Regions from separate parts of the Homo sapiens genome. Here regions 2 and 3 are each linked to region 1. Evidence: chromatin loops called from intact Hi-C (ENCODE). Cell type or tissue: gastrocnemius medialis. All regions are shown on one strand. Each heading gives the region's core, and the rest is flanking DNA. Links, peaks and the distances in the headings are about the cores only. Region 1 overlaps LOC105376208 (a long non-coding RNA gene). Region 2 has its middle 410 kb from the start of KLF4. Region 3 has its middle 200 kb from the start of KLF4.

Evidence for each region. Peaks named below come from ENCODE experiments on the same cell type or tissue, not always from the same donor. Only the 100,000 strongest peaks of a DNase experiment are listed, where the experiment ranks them.
Region 2: it touches region 1 in a loop (3-fold over the local background); 3 of 110 quality-filtered maps call a loop at or near these places.
Region 3: a loop joins it to region 1, with 5 times the contacts of the local background. A loop is called at or near these places in 5 of 110 quality-filtered maps.

What each region holds. Positions count from the first base shown.
Region 1 is chr9:107,745,581-107,753,618 of GRCh38, reverse strand. LOC105376208 (a long non-coding RNA gene) reads right to left here. Exons shown (of 7, transcript XR_930229.2): 2 at 1,068-1,228. Among named protein-coding and RNA genes, the nearest start is that of KLF4, 260 kb to the right of the region's middle. RefSeq lists enhancers at 1,599-1,698, 1,740-2,467. In gastrocnemius medialis, for the core only: no CTCF peak of the experiment used is centred there; DNase peaks (open chromatin) are centred at 2,778 and 3,648; H3K4me3 peaks cover 382 bases; H3K27ac peaks cover 2,382 bases.
Region 2 is chr9:107,892,490-107,900,527 of GRCh38, reverse strand. No RefSeq gene overlaps it. Among named protein-coding and RNA genes, the nearest start is that of KLF4, 410 kb to the right of the region's middle. In gastrocnemius medialis, for the core only: no CTCF peak of the experiment used is centred there; no DNase peak of the experiment used is centred there; H3K27ac peaks cover 228 bases.
Region 3 is chr9:107,680,829-107,688,866 of GRCh38, reverse strand. No RefSeq gene overlaps it. Among named protein-coding and RNA genes, the nearest start is that of KLF4, 200 kb to the right of the region's middle. In gastrocnemius medialis, for the core only: no CTCF peak of the experiment used is centred there; a DNase peak (open chromatin) is centred at 2,826; H3K27ac peaks cover 834 bases.

The DNA.
Region 1 (8,038 bases), core at 2,381-4,880:
ACAGAAATGCACACACACTGAAATGTTCATAGCGATGTTATTCATAATAGCCAAAAGCTGGAAACAACTCAAATGTCTATCAATAATAGAATGGATAAATTAATATAGTCACACATTGGACTACAATGATGAGAATGAGAATCTGCAGCTACATGCAACATTAGGGAAGAATTTTATAAAATAATATTGAGCCAAAGAAGCCAGGCTCACAAAAAAAGAAGATATTGTATGATTCCATTGATAGAAGCCATAAAAACAGGCAGAACCAATCTATGGTAGAGGAAGTTGACACATGGTTACCATTGAAGGGAGCATAATAACTGGAAAGGGTCAACTGGGGGCTTCTGCGCTGGTGGATTATATTTACTTTTCTTATCACTGCCTAATAAATTACCCCCAAAACTTAGGGGCTTAAAACAACAATCATTTCATTATATCTCATGATTTTGTGGGTCAGAAGTTTGGTCAGGGCTCAGGTGGGTGATTCTTTTGCTCCATGTGGTTTTGACAGGGGTCACTCAGTGGTCTTTAGCTGGCAAATGGGCTGCTTTGCAGGGTCCAAGAAAACTCTCCTAACAAATTTCCTGCTTTGTCAGGGATCACCAGAAGTCTGGGTTCCACTGGAACTGTCAACAGGAGTGCCTATATGTGGCCTCTCCAACATGGCAGTCTCAGAGTAGCTGGACCTCTTATGTAGTATTTCAGAGCTCCTGGAGAGGGTTTCCAAGAGACCCAGGGAGAAGCTGCAAGGTTTTTTATGATCTAGCCCTAGCAACATTTCCGCTTCATTCTATGGTCAAAGAAGTCATTAAAGCCAGTCCAAATTCAAGGGGAAAAGAGGAAGAATTCCACTTCTCCAGGAAAAGGACATTAATATACTTGGAGGAAATGAACTGATGGCAGTCATCTTGGAGACAGGTGACCAGAGGGAATGTTCTGCTTTTTGATTTGGGTGTTAATTATAGGCTCTATTCAGGTTGTGAACATTTATCAACCTGTATACTTCTAGGTGCCCTTTTCTATGTGTATATAATTTTAATAAAATATTGCAATCTAAACAGACTTACCAAGCAGAATAACCTTTGGAACAGACAGGTCCCATTTGGACAGGTCCCATCTCTGTGGCTGGATGGATACTCCTGCTTCACTGGAGTCACATGGCCCCTCAGCATTTCTGTGACCTTGGGTTACATAGGTGTGAAGGTCAGGCCTCTTGCTCTGTTAGGGTCTCCGTTTCAATGACAAAAGAAAACATTTATTTGGATTACTGTGAGGAAGAATGAGACAAATGAAGAGAAAACTTCTGGCATATCCTAGATGCTCAGTAAATGAGCTTCATTTCATTTCAAGCCCTGAGTGCTGCCTCAGACCCTTGACTCCTAGGCTGCCAAGGAAATTAGCAGCTAGGACTTTCTAGAAGTCTTGCCAGGAGTCCAGAGAGAGCTTGTCTTCCAGCCCCCCTTGCTCACCTTGTGAGCAGAGACAGGGGTACATTCTCAGGCACCTGTGCCCTGCAGGGAGGGCCTGGGTCAGAAGCCGATGAAAATAACTTTGCAGCTGCCAGGACTAGTCCAAAGTCCCCAAGCGCAGTGACAAGTGAATCACCTCAACGAACGCTTAGTCACTGCAAGGTACTTTCCACACAGACACATGGAGATGGTTACCAAAGAAATGTCTGCTGGCTGCTCTCACATCAGCTCAAAGAAAATGTTGTTGTAACCTTTACTTTGGAGGGGGAAAAAATAGCATCACTTTCCCTTTTCCTTTCCTTTTCTTTTTTGGAGAGAGATTCATTGGCAACATTGTTGAAGTGGTTGTTTTTATTTACCCTGGAGAAAGTTTCCAGATAGCTCTGAATCCAGAGCTTTGTATATGTAGCAGTCCCTTCAAGTCTTAAGCTCTTAGTGTCTAAGTGTGTAAACAACCCCCTTAGAGGAGACTGTCACGGACCATCCAGATCACAGGGCCTCCCATGAAGCTCCCTGATGGCAAGCAGAGTCCTCCAAGCTTTTAAAAGTCAGAGATGGGAGGTCCAAATCCCTCTGCCCTGTATTATCAGTATAGCCTCAGGGCAAAGGGTTCCAACTTCCTGAGCCCCCTACTTCTTTATTAATAACAATGAAGCTTCATTATGTGTACCCACAAGGTGGTTGTGAGAATTAGATGAGGTGGTGTGCAGAAGCATCCCCAACAATGCTTGGCATTCTCATAGTAGTTGATTAGTTAAAGTAAGTTAATCTCTCCTTCTCTCTCCTGATTCTTCCTTTGTTATTTCTCTTGCTGCCTTTCTCTTTTTAAACTCCCTCTCTTCCTTCTCTTTTCTTCCTTGCCAAACTTAATCAACCCTCATTCTCTCCTATTCTCTCCTTTCCTCTCTGCTGTCTGCGTGTTTTTTTTTCCTTCCTTTTTTGCCTTGTTTTCAAGCCTCACCCCCCCCCCCCCCGCCTCCACACACACACACACACACACACTCACAGCCATCTCTCTGGCTGGTACAGCTTTGGCATAAAGCTATTGAAAGCCAGCCAAATTCTGGTTAAAAACACTGCAATTCTTGGCCAGACTTTCTCTCCTTACAAATGAGGGTGATGTTTCAGGCATGGGAAGTCTTCCCATCCATTTAGGCCCCAGGGAAAAAAATAGCAACGCCTCAGTGTGTGGCCTTAGGTGGACAGCGAAGTGGGGCTCTGGGTATTGACAGAAATAAATCTGGTGTTTCTGAAAATTGTGAAACATGCGCAGTGAATGTGTCATCCCAGCAAAAGTGAGTCAGCTCCTAGGCCGGGGCCCAAATCTGGCCGCATTTGCTTTCTAAATAGAAAGTGTATTCCTGGCCAGCCCAACTTAGCAAATCAGCGGTCAATGAGAGTGGAAAGACAGGCAGAAAAAGAGACATGCAAATGTATACTTTGCAAGAAGGTTACTGGAAAAATCAAATTCTCTCTCTGTGATTTTAAAAAAAATCATTCATTTTCTTCTTTTCTTTCTATCCTGATATCTGCATCAAACTTTCCTTTTCATCATTATTTTACCCCTTCTGGAGTGGCCTTCAAAACTAGGAACACAGCAAAGTTGCAACAAAGCAGCCTGGAGTAATTGGGTGCTGTAAACTTTGGGGTGAGACTGACCTGAGTTCAAATTCTGACCCCACCTTCAACAAGTTCTGTGTGTGTTGTGTTGTGTTGTGTTGTGTGTGCATGTGTATGTGTGTGTGTGTGTGTGTGTGTGTCCTTGGGAAAATTTCTAACCTCTCTGAAGATTTAGTATCACTTTAACCAAATGGGAGAAATCCAGTGGAGGGTAAAGTAGGTAACATCAGCAGTGCCTAGTTTATGGCAGGTGTTTGTCATCTCTGAGTCACCTTTCTCTTTTTTAGGAAGGGAAGTATGAGGAACTCTGATGCCTCTTCACTCCCTAGTTCTCTGTCCACATGGGGTTATCTCTTTTAGAGGGTGTGAGCACCCAGAATATGGGAGCAGCAGCTTTGCCTCTTCCACTCCAGACATAGAATTTGGAGAAAAGAAGCAACACCAGGCTCAGGGCCTTCTGCGCCAGCATCATGGACAGGCAGGGCTCCCCTGCATCCCTGGCAAGCCCAGATGCTAGAATCATGTGGCCTCCACTCTGCCAGAGGAAGTGATGCAACTGCCCATTGGCTTTGGGTCAGCGTAGAAGAAAGTGTCCTGTTACAGCGTGGGCGTGGCTGGCTTCAGGGCTCCAGTCTGGTGCCCTGTTCCAAACCCACAGCAGAGGGGCAAGCAGGAGATCCTGCCTTTGTGCATAGACTGCCTGCTGTTTACCCAGCTTTGTGTACCACTATCCGGGCCCTAAAAAGGGCCCAGCCAAGCAAGTCATCTCTGGCCCTTGGCCTCTCCCTTCTCTCTGCTCCAGCTCACAAATTGCCCTCACTACAAACACCTGTTTCCTTTCTCCCAGACCCTGTGGGGTCGAGCTAGTCTATTGACCTCATATGCATGGCAGGGATATAATTGAACTCAATTATAGTAACTACATCCATTAAAAACCTATGTAATGTTCATTAAGCCGCCTAGGTAATATGCAATTAATGGCATTACCATATGAATTGTGCATTGGGTCAATAATATGCAGATTATATGTAATGTTCAGTGTATGTATTAATTACAGCACATGCTGGAAAAGCACAGCACTCCAAGCTTGCAGGTCTGTCCCAGTTAGAAACCCTTTTGATCTCATACAAATCCTATTATAGAAGAGCCTTTTCATTAATTGGAACATTTGCTTTTTGGCTCTTTACACAAAGATGACTATTGGAGAGAAAGGACTCTGAAGAGCTGGTTAGCGCTAGAGTTGGGTAAACTTGAGAAGCCTGTATTGGAGCTACTGCTGGAGAAGAGCCATGACCTTCAGGGCAGAATTCAGGCTTCAGAGTTCTGACCTAGCCTTTGCCTGTAATTTTTCTGCCAATCACTGCCATCTCCAATGGGATGTCCGTCATCTGGGAAATGGACATAATAGGCCTTGATGATGCCTACGTCACCAGTACATTACATAGATTCTCTCACGAGGGAGACTAACATCCTTTGGAAAGGCAGAGTGGTAAAGGCATTAAGCATCATTTCCATGAAGCTCCCAATGGAAAATTTCTTCACTAAAAAAAAAGAACCTGCTCCAGTCCTCCCAGCCTGACCTTCATGTGGGTAGGTTTGTCCAATAATGCTCAACCTTAATGAGAGAGCACCAGTGATGTCCACCCTTTAAGTGGGGTTCTCTCATAGTTTCTCTTCAGAGTATATTACTGGCATTGCCAGGGTCCTGGAGTTACCATCTCTGTTTTAAAGAATTTGGAAACAGAGGCCCTGGTGAACGAAGAGAGTTGCCCAAGTTCATGTCAGAGAGTGTCCTTGACATGAAGGAGATGACAGAGGATGGACAGAGAGATGTGCATCTCAAGTCCTTGTAACTGGCTTCTGACTCTGCACCCAGCCTTCACCTCCTCAGCTGACACGAACAAATTTCTGAACACTCACACCCATCTCGTTCTTCTTCCTGTTGTTGACTATCAGGAAAGCCCTGGTCATCTGACCTCCAAACCATCTGGCAGTCCACACTCTGCTCTCCGTATAACATTCATTTGAGCATTTGGTGAATGCCAACTCGAGACCAGGCACTGTGCTACACATGGGCTAAAAACATGAGGAACTTATGGCCCTGCTTTCAAAGAGCTCAGTGACAGTCTTGGTTCAGGCCTTGACCCCCTGTTCCTGAAATATGGATGGCCTAATGGGTCCTTTTCCTTGAATTTTACCTTTTTCCAATCCAACCTTCTTATAGCCACTGGAATGGGCTTTTTAAATCCAAAGCTGGCCTGCTTAAATCTTTTCAGGAACCCTCAATGCTTACAAAATAAAGTTGAAGCCCTTCACTTGGCATTCAAGGCCCATCAGGATGTGCCTTTGTTTCTTTGGTTTCCTCTTCTCTACCATCACCATATGCAGCAAGAACACTGGATTTCCCACCCGTAAATCCTTCCCATACCTGTAGTGTGAGTTGCGGCTCCTTATATTAAGAAGTGGAACATATTTCTCTGCCCCTTGAATCTCAGTAGGCCATGAAACTGTCTTTGGCCAATGGGACCATTAGCAAATGTGAAGCAAGCAAAAGCTTGAAAGCTCTTTCTTTCTGCAAGCCCCTCCAGCCACTATGTTTACTAACCTTAGCTAGACTCCTTGAGGATAAGGCCCATGTGGAAAGAGATCTCAGCTGACCCCAAACATGTGGGTAACACCATCCACAACTTCCAGCAACAACTAAGCTCACTTAGACCATGAGAATCACTCACTCAACCCAAAAAATCATTCTAAAAAATGATAAATATTGGTTAAGTCACTAAGCTTTGAGTTGGTTTGTTATACAGCAAAAGCTAACTTACACAAACTCACAATGTGCATGCTGTTTTGTGCTACTCTGCTCTACCCCATACTGTTCCCTTCAATTGGTGTGCAGTTCATCCTCCTCCTGTGCCTGAACACATTTCTGTTCTGCTCACTGAATGACAGGCAGAGAAAGGGAGAGAAATCCCCATAGAAAGAAGAGCATACAGCCAAGTTTGCGTTGGCTGTGCATTCTGCTCTCAATATTCTTAGCCTGTCTTAACAATCATTCTTCTGGGTGGGCATACATGCTTTTCTTTCTCATGAAAAACTGGGCATCTCAGAGCACGGACTAAAACCCACTACCAAGGCTGTGCCTGCATCTGACTCATCACCCTCAAAGCCCTCCTCATCCTCCTTTCTCATTCCCTCATTTTCCTCACTAGCCTGGGAGAGCACTTTGCCCAGCATGGTGCTTGGCTCATCATTAAGCTTCCTGAAAGGACCCACATCATCATCACTTCCTCCATGAAGGCTTCAACAACATCCCAGGCTAAGTTGCTCTGTGTTTCCACCCAGTGCTCCCACATCCTGTTTTGCTTATGGCTGGCACCTTGTAAGGAAAATCTGTTTACCTATCCATCTTCCACAACTCTCCATTCCCAGCACACAAACACTGTCAGTCACCAGCAGGCCTTCTCTATCTTTGTGTCTCCATGCAGTAGAATCAAAGAAAGAATTGGTTGGATTAATTCATCCATCACCAAGGGCACACAAGGGAGCCACGGAGAATTAGAAACAAGCAGCTTCGAGTCAGACAGCTCTGAATGTAACCCCTTTTTTTACATTTTCAGGTAGAAAATCACTTAAACCTTTAGATTTTCAATCACCTCATGTGTGAGTGATGTCAATCAAGGAAAGTGACTGAGACAAGTCTCAGTCATTTTAGGGGTTTATTTGCCTAAGTTAAGGATACCCAGGCTGGGCGCGGTGGCTCATGCCTGTAATCCCAGCACTTTGGGAGGCTGAGGCGGGCGGATCACCTGAGATCAGGAGTTCCAAGCCAGCCAGGTCAACATGGTGAAACCCCGTTTCTACTAAAACTATAAAAATTAGCCAGGCATGGTGGTGGACGCCTGTAATCCCAACTACTTGGGAGGCTGAGGCAGGAGAATCACTGGAACCAGGGAGGTGGAGATTGCAGTGAGCCAAGATCATGCCACTGCACTCCAGCCTGGGCGACAGAGGAAGGCTCCGTCTCCAAAAGAAAAAAAAAAGATACTCAAGAGATAGGTCTATGCCTTTCTCCAAAGATGATTTTGAGGTCTTCAATATTTAAAGAAGAAAGGGTGGGAAATTGAGAAATACACAATTTTCATGTGAGAGGCAGGGAGGGGAAAACAGTCATTCATGCCTTAGTCTGGCTCAGTGAATCTGCATTTTTATGTAAGATAACCTAGGCAATAGGGCAGAGGAAACAATCAGATATGCACTGGTTTCAGGTGGGTAGAGGGATGACTTATAGTTCTATCCTGTGTTGCCACACCTGTGAAGATAAACTATCTATTTATTAATAAATTGCCGTGTTGAGCTTTAACAGAAATGCTTTAGGGTAAAGATCTTGGGGCCCACCGGGAATTTCCTTGTAGCTTTTCATCTTTATGTAGCTTTTCATCTTTGTATCCATCTTATTTAGGAACAAAACTTGGAGGCAGGTTTGCATGACCCAGTTCCCAGCTTAACTTTTGCCTTCGGCTTGGTGAGTTTGGGGTGCCAAGATTTATTTTCCTTTCACGGTGAGCACTATCTAAAAGATCATTGACCGTTGAACAACATAGGTGTTAGGGGCACCAGTCAAAAATCTGTATAATTTTTGACTCCCCAAAAACGTAACTACTAATAGCCCACTGTTGACCAGAAGCCTTACCAATAACATAAACAGCCAATTAAAACATATTTTGTATTTTATATGTATTAAATACGATATTCTTGCGGTAAAATAAGCAAGAGAAAAGAAAACATTATTAAGAAAATCATAAGGAAAACAAAATATATTGACTATTGACTGAGTGGAAGTGGAGCATCTTACAGGTCTTCATCCTTATTGTCTTCACATTGAGTAGGCTGAGAAGGGAGGAGGAAGAGGAGGGGTTAGTCTTGCTGTCTCTTGGTGGCAGAGACAGAAG
Region 2 (8,038 bases), core at 2,012-4,511, 150 kb before region 1:
ACTGTGCACCCACAGTGGTATTTGGAAAGAAAGGGGAAGAAGGAGGGGATGCAGGTCACATTTTCACTCATCTCCTTGTCACAGAAAAGCAGCTGGAGGTTGTCAGAGTTCCCATGTGACAACTTTAATTTTACAAATTTGCTAAAATCACACTCTGACATGTACTCATTTGCAAGTTTGAGATGCCCTCTTCATGGCACTGCTCTTCTCAGAGCCCTAATTGATGAAGACACTTGGTCCTAGATGAATTCACTGAGCACCTACTTCACCAAGCCTTGACATGGCACTGTGGAGATGGGCACAGAACAACCACAGGACAACCTGTTCGATGCTATAGGGTGGTGCCCAGCATGATGGGAAGTGGAAGGAGCCAGTGTCTGCTGGATTCAGGGGGGGCTTCCCAGTTGGGGCAGCAGATGAAGGTACCCAAGGGGCTTCCAAGAAGAGATTCCCAGGAGGCTGGTGGATCTATCAGCTTGCTGCTCCATGAAGAGGTCTTGGCTGGATAGAAAGATGAGGGAGTTATCTGCATGATGATAGCCATTGGAATTAGAGGAACTGAAGGCCTGGGCAACTTTAGTCAAAATGAGAGGAGAAGATGGCTGGGCATGGGGGTTGTTGGGGGAGATCCTTGAGTCCAAACACAATAGTGCCCAAGAGATGTCTGTGGAGTGATCACGGGCATGCTTGACAATGGTCGGAAGGAGAGCTCACAGGGGAAGCCAAGGCCCTGCTGGGTGTCTCATCACTTCTCATGAGCCCAGCCTGGGACAGGACATGGCCTATTCCCCTCAGGCTGCCCTGTAGCCAGCCCCTTTCCCTGGGCAGTGACAATGGCTCGGAGCCAGGCACCCCCATTAGCTCTCCCTGCACTCCCTTTTCAGATTCTCCACCATCTAAAAATGTACTGTCCGTCACACACACACACACACACACACACACACACACACACACACACAGAGTTTGGCCTCGGGTTTGGCCCTGTGACAGGAACCTCTGTACCTTGATCCCTGCGCTCCAGTGGAGCTCAGAGCTCAGCTCTTCCCAGAACTTCAGAGAGAAAAAGAACAATTTCACCCCAAGCCACCCCTTGAGACTTAATTCCTTGTCACAGAAAAGAGAAAGAGCAGGCTCAGGCTCTCTAGGGAGTCTGTTCTCCCACCCACCCCGCCAGGCTGTGGCCCCCAGGGGTAGGAAACTTCACCATTTATCCCTGGATCCCCAGGGTTCAACAGGAATGCTCAATGGATGCGAAGTAGGAGCTCTCTGCTATTGGTAACCACAGTGATAGAACGATACAAATTGTGAGCTTCACAGACAATGAGGATGTGGGAATTGGGGAACTATGCCCCGTTCCCCAATAAAATGACTTTTTTTTTTTCCTGGAGTGACTTTGGAGATACATTTGCAGTATGTGACACTTAAAACAGAACACTCGAAGAGTATAAATATTAACACACACCTGCCTTTCCAAGGACATAAAATAGCTTTTAGAATGACACAAAGCCTCCTTTCTGTGCATATTTTGCTCCATAGAGAGCTTCCTAAATGAGCTGATGAATCGAGGTCCAGATATTCTGTCATGTGGCTTAACCACCTTTTTATTTTTTTCTTCCATCTACCCTGATTAAAGCTGAAACATTCCAGGGAAACTTGCTTTCCAAAACTTACACTTCTCCAGAGAGGCAGCTTGCTTTCAAATCCACTGTAAAGCTTGCTTTCAAATCCACTGTAAAGATATCACTTAAAAAATAAAATAAAATAAAATTGAACCAAACGCTCCTGGCGTCTAATCTGACTACAAATTGAAAACTATACTGGTGTTTACGTGGTTTTGGATTTTATTAGGAAAGAGTTGCCCAGCATTAAAAACATGATGTTTAGCTGGAATGGAATTCCAACTCCCCATCTTTCTAGACTCTGGGGAAATGAGAACACCCTGTTTATGCTCTGGGCTGCCATAGGCTCATTCAAGGAGGAGGTGCCTAATGAGGGGGCCCCAGTGAGAATCACAGCTGCCATAAATTTGACATCATGAATTTACATACATAAAACCTAGGTGGTTTCCTACAACCCCTGTTACATAGATATTATCAATCCCACTGTACAGATAAGGAAACTGAGGCTCAGATAAACTAAGTTTCTTGCCTAATAAGACCACATAGGCAGTAAGCAAGGGAAAAAGAATTTACATCTCAATTTGTCTTCACTCATTTGTTAGATGCTTTGATTCATGCAAATTGCTCAGTGGTTCTCAGCTGTGGGGAAGAGGTAAGATTTTGCTTCCTCAGGGGACATTTGACCATGTCGGCAGATATCTATGATTTTTATAACGTCAGGGTTGGGGGGTGAGTTGCAGGTGCTACTGACATTTAATAGGTAGAGGCCAGGTATTAAGCTAAATAACATACGTTGTAGGCCGGGCGCAGTGGCTCACGTCTGTAATCCCAGCACTTTGAGAGGCAGAGGCAGGTGGATTGCTTGAGCTCAGGAGTTCAAGACCAGCCTGGGCAACATGGCGAAACCCTGTCTCTACAAAAAAATAGAAAAATTAGCTAGGCATGGTGGTGTGTGTCTGTAGTCCCAGCTACTCAGGAGGGTGAGGCAGGAGAATTGCTTGACCCCAGGAGGCAGAAGTTGCAGTGAGCCGAGATAGCGAGATAGCGCCACTGCACTCGAGCCTGGACAACGGAGTGAAACCCTGTCTCAAAAATAAATAAATCTCATACATTGTGAAGGATAGTCCCCTACAACAAAGTATCTGGCCCTAAATGTTAATAGTACCAAAACTGGAACCCTGAACATCACTGAACTCTAAGTGCCAGATGAACTTCCCAATGTGTGATTTTTTTTTAATTTTTATTTTTAAAGTTCCAGGGTACATGTGCAGGAGTGATATTTACTTATTTATTTATCTATTTTTTTTTTTTAGGCAGAGTCTCTGTCACCCAGGCTGGAGTGCAATGGCACAATCTCAGCTCACTGCAACCTCTGCCCCCTGGGTTCAAGCGATTCTCCTGCCTCAGCCTCCTGAGTAGCTGGGATTACAGGTGTGCGCCACCATGTCTGGCTAATTTTTCTATTTTTAGTAGAGATGGGGTTTCACCATGTTGGCCAGGCTGGTCTCGAACCCCTGACCTCAAGTGATCTGCCCCCCTCAGCCTCCCAAAGTGCTGGGATTGTAGGCGTGAGCCACTGCGCCCAGCCTAGGAGTGATATTTTTGAAGGACACATACCGATTCTTGTTCTCACAGTCACACCAAGAAAATGAGAATTGCTTGATTGTAGACAAGTTCTGTCATCAATGGAAAACATTACTTACATTTCCTTAAAAATTGTTTAAGGCAGAGGTGGTTAATTTAGATTAAAATATTTTAAGTAGAAATAATTAGAAAATGTTATTTTCCTTTCTCTGTATCAGGACAGAAACTTATAATTCTGGCGACAATGTCATAGATGTCACAGAGCTTAGCCCCAAAGGGTAAGACTGCCCTCTGGAAATTTTCTGGGGAGACCCCTTGAGGGGCAATGAGAAGTCAGGACCACTGATTCACAGTGTCACATTGAGGATGTCTGCAACTGAGTGAGAGAGGGTGAAAGTTTTCAAATGCTTCTTACTGGGATCACCTTTCAGAGGTCCCTGAAGCCAGAGCTTGATGAATTTGGGTATTTTGCAGGAGTGGGGTTGAGTGATTTATTTTAAAAAAGTGAGTAAGAATAGAATCATTGGAACCACATCCAAGAAGTTTCCAGAAATAAGAGATGTAAACAACAGGTGAGGAGCCAATAAATCATGGAAGTGGATAGAAAGGGAGAGAGAGGCAAGAATGAAACAAGAGCTTGATGTGAACATGGCCGAGGCTTGTTGTGTGCTGATTTTAGAGGCACCAGGTGAGATAAACATCAGATGAATAAAAGATAATCCTGCTTTGACTCTGCAGAAGGGTCTAGCAGGTGTCCTCCCTAAAACCCTGGCCTTCTCTGTAATCTGAAGGAGAAAGATCACCACAGTATGAGGCAGAATCCTCATACTGAACACAGAATCAAAGAACAAAGCGTGGCATTGTTCTTTGCCACGCTGCCCAGGGGTATTAGTTCATTTTCATACTGCTATGAAGAAATACCCGAGACTGGGTAATCAATAAAGAAAAAGAGGTCTAATGAATTCACAGTTCCACATGGCTGGGGAGGCCTCACAATCATGGCGGAAGGCAAAGGAAGAGAAAAGGCATGTCTGACATGGCGGCAGGCAAGACAGCATGTGCAGAGGAACTGCCCTTTATAAAAACATCAGATCTCATGAGACTTATTCACTATCATGAGAACAGCATGGGAAAAAACCCACCCCCATGATTCAATTACCTCCCACTGGGTCCCTCCCATGACATGTGGGGATTATGGAAGCTACAGTTCAAGATGAGATTTGGATGGGGACACAGCCAAACCATATCACCAGGCATGGTCATTATAGGGAGAAATGCACCCACGTGTTCACACTCACACAGCTTTGGTGAGCACTCCAGCTGTGAAAAGGTCAGTCTTCAGCTTCATGCCTACCCGTGTGGAGGCCATGTACTGAATGCAGGCCTCTGAATGCAATACCGAATCAACACTGAACTGAATGCAATACTGAAAGGACATGATGTGTCAGAGGCCGTGCATGCACAGACTCAACAAGGTGCACTCCAACCCACGCAGGGCTTGCAGACCCTGGGCAGCAGCCAGTCTGTGCCACACTGTACTTAGCCTGTGCTCTCCAATTTCATCATTTCTGGCTCAAACTGGGCCTGCAATTTTCATTTCTTTATAGGCTTAAGTAATCTATTGCAAATGTCACCAGCAGGCTGTAACGCATTCTTGCCGAGGAAACTGTTCTTTTTCTTCAGCAACTTTCTGGTGGAGGATTTGCTGGGCCGGGCAACTGTTTTACATTAGCTATAATGGTGTTTACATTGGATGCACCGATGTTTAAATCATTGGACATATTTGTTACTAGTAGGAAGGCAGTGGCATTGTTTAGTCCAAGTATGTGGGGTGGGGGAAATTTCTATTAGTATTGATAATATTTTACAAGAGGCCTTGTAGGAATGTTTATAATAATAGCAATGCTGTTTATCTTAACGGGATTATAATGAAGCAACTTTAATTGTATTCATATTAAACATATCAATGTTAGAACTGATGTAATATGTTTAGCATGAATATGAAGGTTGCTAAGTTGGGGGGTTTTGAGATAGAATTAAAGGGCCAGGAAGACAATGGGACATATGGAAAGCATTTCGGGGGTTTCTGTTCTTGTCTAACAAGAAGGATTAGTGTGTTTGCAAAAATACAGTATAAGATGTACGGTGGGTTGTGATGCTAGCATCTGTTTTCCTTACGATAGAGTTCTCTTGGCTTGTGTGTGTGCATGCGCATTTGCTCTCCATTCACCGCATTCTCCCAAAGCCCAAATGTCAGGGATACTTTAGATGCTTTGCAGCTGGCTGACGCACCCAGAGCTGTTTCAAAATGGATTTTGTTATGGCGTATGAGTCCTACATTGTGCATGGGCGGTTATCGAGTGTGATATAGTGTGCACAAGAATGTTCCCAATTCCCTCCTTGCCGTATCCATCAATCTGGCTCTATTAGGGTTGGCAGGATAATGGCTGGACTGAGGCTCTGGACTTTATCTTCAGCTGAAAGAAGTGTCCTAATTATCGACTCATCAGTGCTACCCCAACTCCTGGCTCTGGGAGACCACTGCCAGCTCAGGCCCAGAAATTCTAAATCCTCACAGTCACCAGCCAGGCACATGAAGACTGAGATGCAAGATTATGTCCAGCCCAGCTGAGGAATCACAGCCCTAACAAATCTTGGAAATCAATCTGACTATCCAGTTAGAGGCATTGCTCCAATTTAACCCATCAAGGCTGAGTTTCCTGATTCTTCCCTTCCAGCCCAGTTCAATTCTCCCTGGGTCCCAATGACTTCCTGAAGCTGTATGGGAGAGGCTGGGACCTAGCTCAGGCATGTCAGAAGCCCTGGTTTTCTGTAACATGGGAATAATAACTGCACCACCTCCTTTCTAAGTCCATTGGGAGGATTAAATGAGGGACCACACCTAGCAGAGTAGCTGAAACACATCATGCACTTATTACAGTACTCCCCCATAATCCTCAGAAGATATGTTCCAAGACCCCCAGTGGATGACTGAAACCTGTATATACTGTGCACACATTTCTTTTTCCTCCTTCACAATTATACAGATAGAAGTCCTGTTTTTACCGTAGATCTTAGCAACCTCAACATACAATTTTTTTTCTTTCTCTATTGAGAACTTTCAGCATTTCCCTTAAAGGAAGTTCTTTACAGCTTCTCTTTGTCATATCCAAATTGCCAACATCACTTGCCCTTTGGGGACATTATTAAGTAAAATAAGGTTTGCATGAACCCAAGCACTGTGATGCCTCAACAGGTGATCTGATAACAAATACAGCTCCTAAGTGGCTCATAGCAGGGTAGTGTCCATACCATGTATATGCTGGACAAAGGGATGATTTGCATCCCAGGCAGGACAGAACAGGATGGCATGAAATTTCATCACACTACTCTGAACAGTGCACAATTTAAAACTTACCAATTGCCTATTTCTGGAATTTTCCATTTAATATTTTCAGACTCAGGTAGCCAAAATTGCAGAAAGCAAAACTATGGAAAAGAAGGGACTACTATATTGGCTAAATTAGAAAATGTAGTGGAGCGTCATGGTTTTATAGGAAATGAGTGGTTTAGTTGATGGAGACATCACTAATCTCTAGTAGAACACTCAAATAAAATTTATAAAGAATTTCTCCTTTGCAAAATACTTTTCATCAATATTGTCCTATATGCTTGTATGCTTATCATTGTTTTTGTCTCTATCTCATTTTATTTTTATCTTTTTTGAGACGGAATCTCGCTCTGTCACCCAGTTTGCAGTGCAGTGGCATGATCTCGGCTCACTGCAACCTCCGCCTCCCAGGTTCAAGCAATTCTTCTGCCTCAGCCTCCCAAGTAGCTGGGACTACAGGCAAGTGCCACCACATCTGGCTAATTTTTGTATTTTTAGTAGAGACAGGGTTTCACCATACTGGCCAGGCTGGTCTTGAACTCATGACCTCGTGATCCACCTGCCTTGGCCTCCCAAAGTGCTGGGATTACAGGCGTGAGCCACCATGCCCAGCTACTTTTATTTTTTAAATGGGAGTTCACTATGAACTCCCAGGCTGGTTCACTATGCACAGCTGGTCTTGGACTCCTAGCCTCAAGTGATCCTCCCAACTTGGCCTCCCAAAGTGCTGGAATTATAGGCATAAGTGACCATGCCGGATCCTTTTCCCCATTTTATCGATGAAGAAGCTAAGCCTCAGATAGATGAAATGATTTGCCCACCTGCTTATAGATGATTTTTCTGAATTCCTATGTGCTGGCTACTCAAGCTTTAAGGGATAAGGGTCCCCATCCTACTGTGGTTAACAATTGGCTGACACAGGATTGGACACACAGGTTCTCTAGCTCTATGTGTCATTCCCTTTCTAAGCCACCATGCTGCTTCCCTTCCAGAAAGCACCCCATAGGTATGCAAATGTGGGAGGGGTTTAGGGTGGAGCACATGCATAAATAACTACAGCAGACCCTCGAACAACATGGGTTTAAACTGCATAGGTCCACTTACATGTGGATTTTCTTCTACCTCTGCCATCTCTAAGACAGCAAGATCAACCCCTTCTCTTCCTTCTCTTCCCCAGCCTAATTAATATGAAGACATTGAGAATAAATACATTTATGATGATCCACTTCCACTTAAGAAATAAATACATTCTCTTCTTTATGATCCTTTTTTTTTTTTTTTTTTTTGAGACTGAGTATTGCTCTGTCACTCAGGCTGGAGTACAGTGGCACAATCTTGGTTCACTGCAACTTCTGCCTCCTGGGTTCAGGCGAGCACGTCTGGCTAATTTTTGCATTTTTAATGGAGATGGGGTTTCACCATGTTGGCCAGGCTGGTATTGAGC
Region 3 (8,038 bases), core at 1,786-4,285, 64 kb after region 1:
GATTGTTGAAAGTTTATACTATGTCCTCTTGATTTCTATGTTGGATTGCAGATAAGATTTTTGTTTAAAAAAATAGTTCTACTGCTTTTTAGAAAAAATTAAAAATAATACCACTGCATTCAAATGGACAGGTTAAATTAATGGATCTGGAACATACCTAGAGATCAAGTTGGACTAGATCTGTAGATTACTTGTACTAGTTTTGTCAAGAAATAATTTCAAATACAAAAATTAGCCAGGCGTGGTGGCAGGCACCTGTAATCCCAGCTACTTGGGACGGAGAGGCAGGATAATTGCCTGAACCCAGGAGGTGGCAATTGCAGTGAGCCAAGATAGTGCCATTGCACTCCAGCCTGGGCAACAGAGAAAGACTCTGTCTCAAAAAAAAAAAAAAAAAAAAAAAAAAGAAAGAAAGAAAGAAAGAATTTCAGAAGCAAATAAAAACCTGGAACTGCTTGCAAGATAACTGAGCAACAAGCCGTTTTTAACTTTCTACACCACCCAGCGGGTACCACGTACCAGGAGCCTAATCACCTCTCCCCTGGTCTTCTCCTTGGCTCCTAATATCTTGGGCTCACTTATCCTGGTACTGCACTCCACCCTGCCTATTGCATCTCCACATTCTCCTCACTATGTGTCTTCCCATTTGAGAGCTGACATTTGCCTTTGATCTTGATGCTCAGCCTCATCCTCTCAGAGACACAGCCTTAGCTTGCCTTAAACACAATGTGGGCTTTCTTATATCAGACACATCTTGCATCTCTCCACCTCAGGCTGCCTTAGAGGTGGCATGGATTCCAGGTCTACTCAGCCCCTGAAATTTTGCTCTGCAAATTAGGACTGGACAGGTCCCATTTAGCATAACAGTCCATGAGGAATACAGTCATTTGTCACATAACATTTTAGTCAAGAAACCAAATGTACAATGGTGGTCCCATAAGATTATAATGGAGCTGAAAATTTCCTACTAGATCTAGTAACACTGTTGCTGTTGTAACATCTTAGTACAATGCATTACTCAAGTGTTTACAGTGATGCTGGTGTAAAAAAACCTACTGTGCTGCCAGTGGCATAAAAGGATAGCACGTAAAATTATGTACTTGACCTAATACCTGACAATGATAATAAATGACTGTGTTACTGGTATATATAATACTACATGTTCTATGATTATTTTAGAGTGCACTCCATCTTATTTAAAAAATTAACTGTAAAACAGCCTCAGGCAGATCCTTCAGAAGGTATTCCAGAAAAAGTCATTGCTATCACAGGAGATGATAGTTCCATGCATGTTACTGCCTCTGAAGACCTTCCAGTGGGACAAGATGGCGAGGTGAAAGACAGTGATATTGATGATCCTGACCCTGTGTAGGCCTAGGCCAATGTGTGTGTTTGTGTCTTAGTTTTTAATGAAAAAGCTTTTAAAATAGAATAAGAATTAAAATGTTAAAAATAGGAAAAAATGTATAGAATAAGAATATAAAGAAAATATTTTTATACAACTGTACAGTATGTTTGTGTTTTATGCTAAGTGTTATTACAAGAGTCAAAAACTTTTTTAAAAATTAGAAGTGCATAAAGTAAAAATATCACAGTAAGCTAAAGTTAATTTATTATTGTGAAAAAAATTTTTAAATAAATATAGTGTAAAAGTAAGGATAATGTCTTAGATATGTTTGTATACATCATTCATTTCCCAATACCTGTATGACCTCCCTGGAATTAGCACAGCTTAATATATATTTTGATATATACTTTATGCTCAAAAAGTGATTGGTAAAACAATAAACATGAGGATGAATGACAGATATAAAAACTCATGCAGGGGCCGGACATGGTGGTGGCACATGCCTGTAATCCCAGCACTTTGGGAGCCCGAGACGGGCAGATCACTTGAGGTCAGGAATTCAAGACCAGCCTGGCCAACATGGCAAGACCCCATCTCTACTAAAAATACAAAAATTAGCCAGTTGTGGTGGCGGGTGCCTGTAATCCCAGCTACTATGGAGGCTAAGGCAGGAGAATCGCTTGAACTGGGGAGGCTGAGGTTGCAGTGAGTGGAGACTGCACCAATGCACTCCAGCCTGGGTGACAGAGTAAGACTCCATCTCAAAAAAAAAAAAAAACAAAAATCTCATGCAGGTACAAAGAAGAGAGTATTTATTGTTAGTAGGGATATCAGAAAAGGCTACATGGAAGAGATGGAATAGGAATTGAGCCTCAAGAAATTACTAGACATGTACTTAACAAAGGAAAGAGAGGAAGACATTCCAAGAGAGGGAATAATGTGAGCAAATTGATGATGGGTAAAAAATTGGAGGCCAGGAAATCTTTCTGGTACAGCTGCCCTTTGTCCCTCTCCAGCGGACTAAAGGAGAAGATCCAGACTAAGAATCAATGTGAAGTTGGAAGAGGGAGACACTTATAGATCTTTGGGAAATGACTCTATGGGGCTTTACTTCTACAGGAAGAGAAGCTCAGACATCAAGACAAGGGGACTTGTTGAAAATGTGGAATAAAAGAAGTGGAATCAGATCATCAGGTGACCTGAATGCGAAGGCATTGGCCTTCTAGAAGAAAACGCTGTAAATTCAGATGACAAGGAGGTGCTGTGGTGAACAGGGACTCCAACCAAGGAAAAATTCTCTCCACATTTTACAGGCATTAAAGGCTGGTGAGGAAAGCTGTGTTCTTGGCTGAGGTTCTTATTCAGCTGATTACAGAGAGCAACACATACATGCATGACTAACAACCCCATAATAGGCCCTTCCTTTTGAGCTGTAATGGGAGCCACACTGACAGATGTGATGGGTGTTCTCAGCAACCCTCGAGGAGTGACAACTGCAGCGCTCACTTACAAAAAACAGGTGAGACTCACTCTTGAAATGTTCTAGCTGTTGGCCTGTGAGTGGGCTGGGTTCCCCAAGCATCCTAAACGTTTCCTCTGCCCATTTGGAAGGGTGATCCTACCATCTTAGCTGGGAGACCCTGTGAGGGCCTTCCTTACCTCCTTTTGGAGGCTCACTTTTCATATCTGTGAAATACAGGTAACATCACAAACAACTTTGAAGGGTGAATGTGAGAAAATGATGAGAAAATAGATGCGAAGGTTCTCAGGAAACTAAGAAAGATTAATAAATGTCAAAGGTTAATCCTATTTTTTACAAGCCAAGAACTTTACCTGGCATTCATTTCTGCATATTTCTGAGAAAATATGTGGTCTGCTTCTGTGCAAACCATCCAAAGTGTAAGCATTTTTTTTTCTTGATAAAGAATAACTTCTTCTCTTAAAAGGGAAGTGATGCTTTGCAAATGGCAAGCACATCAGAAATTTTGAGTATAGTCTTCTCAATGCCTCTCAGAGACAAAGGATAGCCCACCAGCATCTGCGACGGCTCTGAATGGGCAGAAGGCAAATGGAGCTGACCACAAGGCAAGGAGAGAAGGCTTTGCAACAAAGTCCTCTCCAAAGGAAACCACCAGTGACTTGCCACATCTCTGCAAGAGCTTAGAAACTAAAGAAAAAATGAACAGCTCAATTTCTTTTTTTTTTTTTTCTTTTTTTTGAGACCAAGTCACGCTCTTATTGCCCAGACTGGAGTGCAATGGTGCGGTCTGGGCTCACTGCAACTTCCACCTCCCAGGTTCAAGCGATTCTCCTGCCTCAGCCTCCAGAGTAGCTGAGATTACAGGCGCCCACCACCACACCCAGCTAATTTTGTATTTTTAGTAGAGACGGGGTTTTACCATATTGGCCAGGATGGTCTCGAACTCCTGACCTCGTGATCCGCCCACCTTGGCCTCCCAAAGTGCTGGGGTTACAGACGTGAGCCACCGCACCTGGCCTCAATATCTTAACATGTGCAGGCTAGGGAGAGTTTAACAAAATTTGTTTATTTGTAATTATTCGTAAGATTGATTTTTCTTTGTGACGGTATCTTATGTTCATGAGTTTGCTTAGAAAACACTTTCACTCTCATTATTTTATATAATCCTCACACCAAGCCATGCAGCTAGATAGTATTGTTATCGTTATTATTCCTTCTTAAGAGCTGAAGAAACTGAAGCTCTGAGGGACATGCGATCGACAGCAGGACTGTGATGCCAGAATCCCCAGTCCCCAAGGGCAGGACCCTGTCTTCCATCCCTCTTAGTGTCGGGTCTGTTGCTCCAAGCAGAAGGCTGTACATGCTTCCTAACTGAAGTATCTTGTTTGTTCCTGTGTGTATTCATTCCACACATACATGTTGGGCACAAATAAACGTTGTCGTGGATAACGACAAATTCGTATGTGAACTTAACTCTGCTTAAAACCTAGTGGGGAAAGGTGTGAGGGGAAGGAAAGGCAGGAGCCCCACAACCCTTTAGGATCAGCACTCCTGTAAGAAGAAGCATAAGCAGATCACAGTAGCTGAAGAAATTGGATGAGTCACCGTTGTCTAAACCAGTGGTTCTCAAACTTCTCTCTGAAGTAGGATTAGGCCTGGGCCTTGTTGTTTTTCCAGAGTTCCCTAGGTGATTCTGATAGTGACCAAAGTTTAAGTGACCACTGTTCTAAGTGAACTTTCCTCAGGGATGAGATTCCATAGGTGGTGACTCTGAATTTTTGTCTGCTTCTTCTCTGGCACCAGTATGGGGAGCGGGGCTTCCAATAGAGGTCAGTGGTTGACCTCTGCACATCGAGGCATTACTCCCATGTGAATCCACAGGACTCAGTCAGGGTTGCCAGGCTCTAGCTTAGGACTTGAGGAGGGGGACAGCGACCTGGGGGAAAGCTGGCTGGGGTGCTCTGTCCCTCCAGGGAAGGATATTGTCCCAGCAGCACTGTCAGGACGCCTTGCCAACACACACTTTTGCTCTTTAAATAGGGCTTTGTTCAATGAACATTGACTAAGCTGCTCTGGTGCTGGGGCAGAACCAGAGATGAATCAGGCAAATGTACCTTCAAGGACCTCCCTGGTTAGTGGGAGAGACACACACCTCTAATATAACTATCAGAAGTGCTGTAAAAAAGACAGGAGCCCTGGGAGGGAACACTTCAGTCAGCCTGGCCAGGGAAAGCTTCCTAGAGGAAGTGACATTTGAAATGTCAGAGTCCACAAAGCAGGGAAGGGGAAGCAAGTTCTCAGCAGAGAAAGCAGCTGGTGGCAAGGCCAGAGGGTGCCTGGGAAGAGTGTAGCTAGGAGGCTGGTGTAACAATGAGGCAGGATGTTGGGGACAGAGAAGAGGAAGGGGTGGCCAGATGAGAGGGTCCTGGAGCCCCAAGCAAGAGAGTTGTCTTAATTCTCCACAATGGGGAGCCTTCCCTTTCTCCTTACCCTTTGTTTTCTTCTCTGCCTTACTCTCCCCTTTAGGAGGTAAACAAAGGAGGAAGGGAAGGGGATGCAGAGGGAGAAGGGAGAGAGGAAGAGAGCCATTCCGCTTCCATTTTGGTTGGCTCCACCTTGAAATGCTATTGCTGTGTTTTATATGGAATTAGTAAGTTAATGACTTCTGACTCCATGAGAGACATCAGTGCTGGAGCTTCAACCCAGGAGGGCTGGGCTTAGCTCTGGGCACAGTTTAGGTAGGTCCAGTACAGCCTAGACTAGCGGTTTCCAACCTCTTGATCTCAAGGGCCATCCCTCACCTCCCGTGACGTTACTTAGGCTTTCAGTGCCTGTTGATTATGAATATACAAAAGGAAAAAAGCCAGCTGTTAATTCAGGTGCACTCTAGAGTAAACTTGCATTCGTTCTAGACAGTAGGATCCATACACATCTAAAAATCTGTTAGTGTGCAATAACTTTCATCAAAGGCCAATAGCACACATTGACAAACATTTGTAACATATGTGATAGAGCAAGGACTAATGCCTTTTATATAAAGAGTTCTTACAAATTACAAAGAAAAAACTCAACAACTCAAAAGGAAAAAAAAGGAATGGGCAAATGACATTAGCAATGGTGTTCACAGAAAAAGAAATAGAAATGTTTTAACTTCCCTCATAATGAAATATACACATATATATGGAATATATTATATATAAATATATATATAAGAAATATCTTTTTAAAAAAAAAATCTGGTAGAGTAGCAAAGACTAAAATGAAAAGGTGTCAACGGGAGCCACTTTCATCCACCCCTGGGAAAGTGTTAATAAGAACAAATTATTTGGAGGGCAATTTGACCACATCTATCAACATTAAAATATACTGTATTACTTGACACAGAAATTCCACTTCTAAACATTTATTCCTCATATAAAATCACACATGTTCTCAAAGGACATCCAATAAGCTGGATTCAATAAGGGGCGATCATAATGCTGCTTTATTTTTGCTCACCCTGTGAACTTATTCACTGGGTCCCTTATTTCCAAAGAGCAGTCTCTGTAATTTAAAAGCACACATTCCAGCATGTTTGCCAGAACTCTGAACAAATCTCATTTGAAAATTTCTCCCTTCTTCAGCCCAGGTCTGCTTCAAACTTAAATGCCAGCTGTGGGGGAAGGGGGAGACAAGGTTGTCCCCCCTCTTCCTCTCACCTCTTCACCCTCAGTATCTCCCTACCTGGGACAGGACCCAGAAAAAGAGGAAATAGGGAAGGGGGCAGAGCTTCCCAAGGCTGGTCCTGCTGGGAGCCGGGGATGCTGCCCTCTGGGCTGGGTGGTGTGTGTAGGTTCCCCAGGCATTCCGCCCTTGGGAACTCACTGGCAGTCGCCTGAATGCAGTGAGGCCTCCTCCTGGCTGCTGCTTTCTGAGTCTATCTGTTGGACTGTTGGGCTTCCAACAGTCCCTCCTCTGCCTTTCAAAGGGCGCTGTCAGGAAAAGCCCCATTCTAGGTGGCTCTAGTCTATCTCTTTCCTGCTGGCCCCTTTTTGGTTCCCAGACAACAGGGCTTTTTGCTCTCCTCTGCTGGTGGACGCTCCCTTGCTCCCGGGAGGAGGAAGGGTGTTCTCTCTTTTTCTCTCTCTGTCACCTCAGGCCAGCCCAGCCTCAGCTTCTCTTTCCTGGTCTTAAGCTCCCAAATTCAGGTTCCAGGGACCAACGCTGAGCTCTCCCTTTCAGGCTTTCTCAGTTGGCTTTCTCCAGCCGACCCTCTCCTGGGAGATGAGGGTGGGGAGAGACAAAAGACACTGTGACAGGATTCACCAGAGACTGCCTCCCCTCCCAGCCTCTGAAGGCTGGTGTCAGGCAAAGGATGGTCCATGCTGGCAGAATACCAGGGCCTGCCAAGGTGGTCTAGCACCTCATTTAACATTGGGGAGGGAGATATTCAAGTACCTATTGTATGGTTTCTAGCGATTTGCAGTCTCAGCCGGAAACTGAGACTTAAAGAGTTCCATTTTAACATCCTGTTATATGTATATGCCACACACATCATTTACAACATTGTTTATAATAGAAAAAAACATAACCTAAATGGGCTGGGCACAGTGGCTTATACCTGTAATCCCAGCACTTTGTAGGCTGAGGCGGGTGGATCACTTGAGGTCAGGAGTCCAAGACCAGCCTGGCCAACATGGCGAAACCCCGTCTCTATCAAAAACACATGAATTAGCTAGGTAAGGTGGCGCACGCCTATAATCCCAGCTACTCGGGAGGCTGAGGCAGAAGGATCACTTGAACCTGGGAGATGGAGGTTGCAGTGAGCTGAGATTGCGCCACTTCACTCCAGCCTGGGTCACAGTGAAACTCCATCTCAAAACATAAAAAATAGCCTAAATGCCTGGTAAATCACTTATAGAACAACCGCACCATAATCTGCATATGTCATTATAGGAAAAGCTCTATGTGATATATTGTAAAGTTAAAAAAATGCACAGTGTAGCACACCAGGGCGTCCCATTTGTGCATGAATGTTTTCTGAAGGGGCATTTTATTATATACTTGATTGTATTTGCACAGAAATTCTGGAGATGAGACTGAAAATCGGCATGGTAAGGAGACCTACTACTCATTGTATAACTTTTAATACTTTTTGAATTTGTGTCATAATACATGAGTTTTATAACTCTAAAACCTATTATTAGGAGATAAACAAATATAAACACAGT